Linked DNA regions of Homo sapiens: region 1 is linked to region 2. Evidence: chromatin loops called from intact Hi-C (ENCODE). Cell type or tissue: heart left ventricle. All regions are shown on one strand. Each heading gives the region's core, and the rest is flanking DNA. Links, peaks and the distances in the headings are about the cores only. Region 1 has its middle 41 kb from the start of WDR75. Region 2 has its middle 28 kb from the start of SLC40A1.

Region 1 (4,403 bases), core at 114-4,113, 70 kb after region 2:
AGGGGTTTGAGACCAGCCTGGCCAACATGGTGAAACCCCGTCTCTACTAAAAATACAAAAATTAGCTGGGTGTGGTGGCACACACCTGTAGTCCCAGCTATTCGGGAGGCTGAGGCAGGAGTATCACTTGAACTCGGGAGGCGGAGGTTGCAGTGAGCCTAGACTGCACATTGCACTCCAGCCTGATGACAGAGCAAGACTCCGTCTCAAAAAACAAACAAACAAACAAACAAAACAACAACAACAACAACAACAACAAAACTGCTCCTATCTGAACTGATTGTGCAATTTCTCTTCTATCCTTGAGAGAGCCAAATGATTATAATACAGACAAGGTCCCTGAATCAGTCTACCTTTAGAGAACCCTGACAAATACAGTTCCTAAATTAAGCCCTGAGGGGCCAGGAAGATGATAGCGCTGTCGCAGGATGAAACACAGACCTGGGAGATATCTCTAGGCCATAAAAGCTGAGCTGTGTGAGGCTATCTGGCCCCTGGAAATATTTTGTTTACATAAGGAGCAAATAATCTGGGACTTCAAGCCCCAGATGACGATGAGGGCCATGCAGTAGGAAGGGATCAGAGTCAGTTCCAGGATGAGGAAGGTAATCCCGGAGATGAGCACCAGGTGAGTCCATGGACTCCTTGTCCTCCACACATGTATTGTGCCAGGCTGTGCTGAGGCAGCCCAGCTGGTCTAGCAGTGTCACAGGGAGGGTAGTGATACAGGGTATAGGCAGCCTGCAGCTTCTTGGGCAGCACCGGCAGCAAGGCCTGCACGCATTTGAATGGTGCTCTGTACCAGGCACACACCCACAGCCCTTCTCACACTAGCTGAGATGGCAGCAGTACTGTTGCCCAGGCAGGCATTCACCTTCCACAGGGAAAGAGTCCAGACTTTCATTCACCCACCTGAGCAGCTTCAGGATGATGCCTGGGATCTGCAGAGCAGCTGAGGCTATGGTAAGATTGAGAGGAGGTACAAAGGAGACCAAACGGCCTCCAGTGGGTGGGGACAGTGGTGCAGGCAGACATCACTCAACGATGGCCTGAGGCCAGGTGGGGCAGAGACCCCCCCTCCCCCCAGCCTCATCAGAATGGGAATGTTCCAGACCCGGGGTGCTGCACTTGTAGGAGGCCTGAGGGTGGTGGTGAAGAAGCCCTCTTGCTGATTTTGGGGACCACAGTGGCTAAGGAACGAGTGCTAGAGCCAAATTGAGCTGGAGCATTGGCTCATCCATTTACTAGTGCTGTGACCCTGGGCAATTCACCAAACCTTCCTGGTTCTCAGTGTCTTACTCTGCGAACTAGATATTACAAAACTGCATTTTCACATGTATCTTAAGGTGTGGATTAAATGGCACATGATGAGTTTTAGAAAGACGCTGGATATTCTCATAATTATTATGTTATTATTATACCTCTGGGGCCCTTAAGAAACTTGCAGTAATCGCTGCCATAAGTTATTCATGTCTAACCCACCCTCCGACCTCAACCCCAACAACATACATAAACCCGGGCTTGAGCACCACTAGAGCCGGTACTACGTGGGTGTCACTGCAGTTCTATGCTGGGAGAAGATGTCCATTCCTCCATTTTTAGTTGTATAAAAAATTCTGTCCAACATAGTAAGATTCTCTATTCTATTACCATATTCTACAATGAATTATCATTATCAATGCATTAATTACCCTCTTCATTACAAAAAGTATTACGTAGTACACTTGCAATCAAGGACTATCAGAGTTGGAAGGCCCCTGAGGTGCCTCAGCCTCTTCTCACTTCACTGATGAGGAAAGGGATGCCCATGGAAGTTTGAGTGTTTTTCCCAGTAAGTCAGCAGAGCCACTGTGGCTGAGGTGGGGTTGAGCTACATTTTATTTGCACTCCAAAAGCAACCTGGGGGTACATTCCACAACATCCTGAAGAGTAAATGTGGACCGAGTGACTGCTGTGCAAATTTCTTCTGCTGTAGATATTCTCCAAAAACAAGCAGACATTTTCAGAGTAGTCCAATTTCCCACTAAAAGAGGAAAGAAGTTAGATGAGTCAGGAAGAAGGCAAAGGCAAATATAACACAGGAATTTCTTGTCCTTGTCTCAAGATATTCCCAATTCTAGCACATACCAATACAGTTGTGTTCTCTGTGTTGTTCGGTTTTCAGTAGCCAGTGATGCTTCTCTCTGCCCCTTTAGCTAAAAGACCTGCACAGATGTGGTACATCTTGTGGTGTTCAGTGTTTCCTTTAGCTTGTTTTATATAGTCAAGAGGACATTTTCTGCCAAGGTCATGAATTAGGGGGATGAGAGGAGTGTTACACAGGTCGGACATAGCAGAGGGATGGAGTGTAATGAAGTCAGACATATTTAGTTGGCAGTTCCAAAAATCCCTTCACTGCCTAAAATTCATGAAATCCTTGCTCATGTTGCAGAATATATCACTCTTCAGTGGCTTAAGGGGGTACTTGGAGCCTGGGAAAAAGATTTGCTTATAAAGACAAGCGTTGGCCCTTCATTTCACCTTGACTGTTGAGTTTAACAAACCTACCTGCTCTTATCTTGTTCATTCTATGGCCATCTTCATTCAACAAATAGGAGAGCTCCTTGTGTGTCCTACAGCCTGCTCCCTTATTCCATGTTTTGAGCCCTGCGGGGTCAGCCTGCCCCTGGGAGCTGTATTAAATACTTAGCTCATAGTTTCTCTGGACATGTTGCTGATGGGAGTTCTGACTCCAAGCCTATTCTCTGGGGTAAAGTCTAAAGAGATTCAGGCAAAGGATACCTCAAGCCTTCTTTCATTAGTGCAGGATCTTCTCTCTTATTCAGAAATGTAGTCTTTGAAGCTGCTTTTCTCTTCTGTCCAGCACCAAGGTTGCAATTAAGTAGCAAGGCCACACATATATTTTTGGATAGGGCTAACAGAGTTCTGGGCATTTTGGAGAATCACAATTTGAGAGTCAACAAAGGGGCTCAGAAGACCATCTAATGGAACCCAGGCTTCGTAGAGATTCAAACCATAAGACCTCAAATAACTTGAGAGGTTCAAATCTAGGCAGAGGCAGAACTGGAGCTAGTAGTCTTCTGACTCCTAGACCAGTGCTCTTTCTGGCAGAAACGCCACATTGAGCTGGGCTAGTGGACTCAATTTCACAACTGCAGACAGGCATTTCCGAAAGAATATGAATTTAACTTACATTCCTATGTGAGCTAGAGCATAATATCCAAATATTTGCATTTAAAGTGCTTGTTTTCAGAGCACTTATATTCATCCTTCCGTTAAAGTAGACAACCACTGAGTAACAAGGATGATCAAAACTCAACAAAACAATGAAAGGAACTGGTGCACTTTCATGTCTGATTATTTCATTTTGTGAACCAAGTGCTCTGATCTCCCAGGGAGTTTCTAAGCCAGGGGTATGTATGTCATGCCTGAAGATGGAAAACTAAGATAGCCATCTCTCCACCTATTTATATACATGCACCGAAAATTTAATACTTGCAAGACCAGTTTCTTGGCATTCTGAGACATGGGATGGGATGTGGGACCTATGCTGCAATATTCTGGTATCTAAGTTTTGATGTCACAGAATATCAGAGCTGGAAGGGTCACTTTGTCTAATTCTGCAATTTAGATGAAGGAACTGAGACTCAGAGATTAAGTGGTTTGCTCATGGTTTTTGAAAAACAAAGCAATCTGAGCATCATAATTATTGACTGCATCTCTGTGGTTGAGTGGTTCATTTTCATTCCAGTCTACTCACCTCCTGTTGTCATAGTGTACTACTATCAAATCCCAGTTACTTTCATTTCTATTTTGTTTTAATCTCAAAGGTATTCATCAGGAATAAATAAGCTACCTGGGATCCAAAATCCTTCCCAGGTCTTTTCCCATTTCTATGAAGATTGTGTGGTGACAGAATTATGGCTTTGGTGTCTTAAGGTGATTTTGTCATTTTTGTTGCTATCGAGAAACACAACTAACAGAGGAAGCACAATTTCTAGAAGTAGTAGGTCAGACAGAGCAGCTTCAAAGAAAAATTGATGCCATTTATAAGATTTAGTTAGTTTTAACCAGATAGTTATGTTAATAGGTTTCTGTTAAAGGCTCCATTATAGTCATAGTACAAAGAACTGAAATTGTTTAAAACACATTATCCACAACATTTCAACATATTCTATCATTTCTATATTGGGTGCTAGGCTATGATAGGAGGAAAAAACCAAAGAGGAATGTTGTTTCAGCACATTAACAACGAAGCTATTTTAATCAATATGCATTCAATTAGTAGACTTTTCATTAAAATTTCGTATGTACTGAAGTGTATAATCTTGTACAATATTCCAATTTTACACACATTTCCTATGTGTGCAATATAATCGTATTAGTCAGGTAAACAAAACCAT
Region 2 (4,403 bases), core at 171-4,170:
GGGATTACAGGCATGCACCACCATGTCTGGCTAGTTTTTTTGTATTTTTAATAGAGACAGGGTTTCACCATGCAGGCCAGGCTGGTCTTGAACTCCTGGCCTCAAGTGATCCACCCACCTCAGCCTCCCAAAGTGCTGGGATTACAGGCATGAGCTACTGTGCCTGGATACTTTGATTCTTAAATCATTTCCTTTGAGTGGCAAAGTTTTCCTTACATAGGATTACATTTCTTTCTCCTGAGGTTTAATCATAATACTTGATTTTGCAGTGAATAATATCAACATAATAATAATGTTCTATATGCTATTCCTTTCTAACTTTTAGAATCAACCAGTAAACAAAGCTTAGAAGACTTAACAAAATAAGGACAAGACTTTATAAAACAAAACTTTATTAAAAAAACAAGACTTTATTTTAAAAACCAAGACTTTATTTAAAAACAAGGCTTTATTTTAAAAGCCTTTATATAAACAAGACTTTGCCAGGTATGGTGGCTTATGCCTACTGTAATCCCAACTACATGGAAGGCTGAGGTGGGAGGATTGCTTGAGGCCAGGGGTTCATGACCAGTCTGGGAAACATAGGAGACTCAGTCTCTGAAGAAATAAAAAATTAAAAAAAAAATATGCTGTGCATGGTGATACGCACCTGTAGTCCCAACTACTCAGAAAGATCACTTGAGCCCGGAATTTGAGGCTATAGTGAGCTACGATGCACCACTTGCACCCTATCCTGGGCAACAGAGGGAGATATTGTCTCTAAAACAAACGAACAAACAACCCACAAGATTTTATATTAAAAAACCAAAAAAACCCAAGACTTCATAAAACAAAGATAGGGTATACTGTAAATGTTATAAATACCAGTAATTTAAAAGTCAGGTATAGTTAACAAAACCTGGGAGTTACAGGTGAGAAGAAGTGAAGGATAGTGGAGCATTCATACGTTCTCACTTTGTGGAGAGGAAATTGAGATACTTCCTAAAATTAATGAAAAAATAAAGAGAATTTAAGCCTATTATTTGAAATCATGAAAGATAACTAATAAAAAGTTATACAGTAACCAATAAAACCTGAGAGAATGGTCAGGGAGTAAGCAACAAGTGAGATGAATCACTTATCTTTCACAGTGGGTCATTGTTTTAGGTTGCTTAGAGCTACATTAGTAGTATTGAGAATTAGATGTAGCTGGTTTAACAGCAGTCACTTTAGTAGGTCCTAATCCTTACCTAAATCTTTTATCTATACGTTTACTAACAAGCTCATTCTTCTCAAATACATATCTTAATGAGCCCAGTGGTTGACTTAATGGGAGAACAACTTATACCATTCATTTGGAAACACAGGTTTAGGAAGATATAAGCAGACTTTTTCAAAAGTCTATTATTGTGATGTGTTAATAGTCATTAAATTGACTGTAAGACTGCCCTCTTTTAAAAGTGAAATATGTATTTGTGTAAAGAAGAAGGAAAAGACTGTATGATCTTAGAACTAAGTTAATTGAAGTATAATATAAATATATGTCAAAATGTGTTATAAATTATGTTATACTGTTTTCTTCATGTGCAAATGTGTTGACTGTGGCTTGTAGGTTATTTGCATCTGATACTTTTTTTTCACTCTTCTCAGTTCTAATCGTCCTTTGTTTTTCTCTCTTTCCTGGCAGCATATCATTCATATTCTCAGATGTTTTGCAGTTCTTAAAACTCTTAGATCTTTGATTTTAAGCAAACAAATGCTTAGCAATGCATACAGGTCTTATAAACAGTTTTATGCAATATGTTATGTTCAAAATGGTGACACATGTTTAACATAACACATTGTAGAAATTCCAAGTTTAACTTCCAAAGATCAAACAAATACTCAGACATGAATCAACCTGTCAGTGTCAACGTTTATAAAATAAGAGTCACAGTTTTCACGTGCTTATTAAAAACTGGTGTTTTCATTGGCTGGAGGAGTGTGTGAAAATCACACCCTTCTAAACACAGGGAAACAAACTAATGATGAGATAACTACTTGAAGACCTAAGGATGGAAATAATGCCAAGTGCTTATCTCTGGTTAGTCTAACAATGGGTAAAGCTGTAACTTCATTTAATACCAGTATGTCTTTGAATTGTTAAAAGCAGTAATAGAATCATCAACACCACAAAACCAACACCATCCCTTAAAATATGGTTATGAATATATTAACAGTTTGGATAGGGAGTTTAGGTCTTTCAGCTTTTAAATAATTTCAGTTAGGGGGTTCCTTTTAACCCTTTGGGTAGGTAACATACTGGGTACCCCAATATGTTACCTACTCCCCTCTTCCATGTATTTTGTATTTTACGTTACTAAATAATAATAGTTACAAGTTAGAGACCGTTTCTATCCACAGTTCATATCTGTAACTATGGTCCAAAAGTGCTAACCCCAGAATAAAATGAGTGATCTGGCTAAAGGAAAACATCACATGGTGAACTGATAAGAGGAGCTTATTGTGAAAGTCTCTGAATATAGCGTAGTGCCAAAACATTGTTTTTCAATGTCAAAATAGAGTTCACTGGAAAATTTGGAGCTGAATTGAGGCATACTTAAAATAGAGCCCTCGAGCAAACGCTCTTAGCTATTCCTCATCGCCAGTCATTCCTGTTGCTGGGTGAATTATTCTCATTTCTAATTTGCAGATACAGGAAGTGAGAGTTTCAGAAAAGTAGACATATTCCCAGTATCAAGTTAGTGTCAGTAGCAAGCAAGACTTAAACAGCAGTACTTCCAATAAGAATTCTGAAGGATGTTAATTTAGTGGGACCTTGAACCTTGCTTAAAGGTAGATCCATATAAATAGGTCATTACTTTGTATTTCCCCACAATTTATCTAGCTTATGAAAACTACTGGGGAAAAATACACATCTTAATCTCATAAAACTCACACCTACTCCCTCCTACAATATATAATTTTAGGGGAGGCTAGTTTGAATTCCCAAATAGGTTGAGTCATTGGTGCCTGCTATGTGTCAGTCACTGAGCTCAGCACAGGAAAAACAAAATAATAGGATATCAGATGTATTTACTGATGTTTTGTAAGGAAAGGCAAAGCATACAAATAAATATCTTTATATTGTGATGTGGAAGGGCTGTGGTGATGTGTATAGGCTGCTATGGGAGGTTAGAGGGCAATGTCCAGACCAACCTGGAGTAAGAGAAGGCTTCCTGAGAAGACATGCTTCAGTTGTGTCTGTTCTGTTTGGGTAGTGGTTTTTTTTGTTTTTTTTTTTTTTTTGCTCATTCAAGAATTCCAAATAATCATGAAAATATAAACAAGAGAGTAAAACTCACCCAAAATCTCTTCACGAAGATCATTGCCGTTGACATTTTAGTGAATAACCTTTCCAGGCATGCATGTACATGTGTTTGCATACCCATAATTTTATAAAAATGTTGCCATACTTCACATGTTATTCAGTATCTTGATAATTTTTCATTCAACAATATAACCTGGATATCATTGCAGAGCAATACGTTTAAAATCATGTTACAATTTTTCGTGGCCATATAGTATTTTATCATACTTTATGCCTTTGTTTAGCCAGAGGACAATTAGGTTGTTTTCTGTTTTTCTGCTGTTTTAGATAATGCTATAATTAACATCACTGTGTTTACAGCTTTGGGTACTTGAGCAATGATTTCCACAGACAGGTCCCTGGAAAACTTGCTAGATCATAAGTTATACACATTTGAAATTTTGATTCATAAATGCCAAAATTCTCTCCAGAAAAGTTGTGCCAATTCGAATCACCATTTTCCTACACCTTTGTCAACATCAGATTTTGTCAATCTATTATATGTTTGCCAATCTGATAAAGAATTTTTATTTGAATGTGCATTTCTTTAATCAACAGTAAGGTTAAACTTTTCAATTTCTTGCCTATTTTTCTGATTTTTATGAATTATACATGTTTTTCATAGGCATGTTTATCATCATCTGATTGGTAAAAGATCTTTGTATGCTGGGGATGTTAATGTTAGTCTGTCGTATGCACTATGGCTATTTCACCTCTTTGCTTATTTGACTTTAATTTTGGTTTAAAAATATTTATGAATTGGGTCTATCAGTCTTCTCTATTTTGATTTCGAGTTTTGGGTGGGCTGTAAAAAGGTCTTTCCACATAGAGTTTTTTTTTTAAAAAACTCATATTTTTCCCTGGTACTTTTACAGTTTTATTTAAATAAAATTAAGCCATCTAGAATTAGCTGTGATATAAGAAATAAAGTGGGGTTCATATTAGTTACCTATGTCGAATAATCTTTTCCCTTGCTGATATAAAATGCTGTATAGTAATTAATAGGTGCTGGAGTTAGGCTGCCTGGATCAAATACTGGCTCCATTACTTACTAACTGGATGAATCTGTTTTCTC

What was found. Hi-C counts contacts between places; a loop is a spot of excess contacts. Peaks named below come from ENCODE experiments on the same cell type or tissue, not always from the same donor. Only the 100,000 strongest peaks of a DNase experiment are listed, where the experiment ranks them.
Region 1: it touches region 2 in a loop (2.1-fold over the local background); 6 of 110 quality-filtered maps call a loop at or near these places.

The regions. Positions count from the first base shown.
Region 1 is chr2:189,480,381-189,484,783 of GRCh38, reverse strand. No RefSeq gene overlaps it. Among named protein-coding and RNA genes, the nearest start is that of WDR75, 41 kb to the right of the region's middle. In heart left ventricle, for the core only: no CTCF peak of the experiment used is centred there; no DNase peak of the experiment used is centred there.
Region 2 is chr2:189,550,651-189,555,053 of GRCh38, reverse strand. No RefSeq gene overlaps it. Among named protein-coding and RNA genes, the nearest start is that of SLC40A1, 28 kb to the left of the region's middle. In heart left ventricle, for the core only: no CTCF peak of the experiment used is centred there; no DNase peak of the experiment used is centred there; H3K27ac peaks cover 2,086 bases.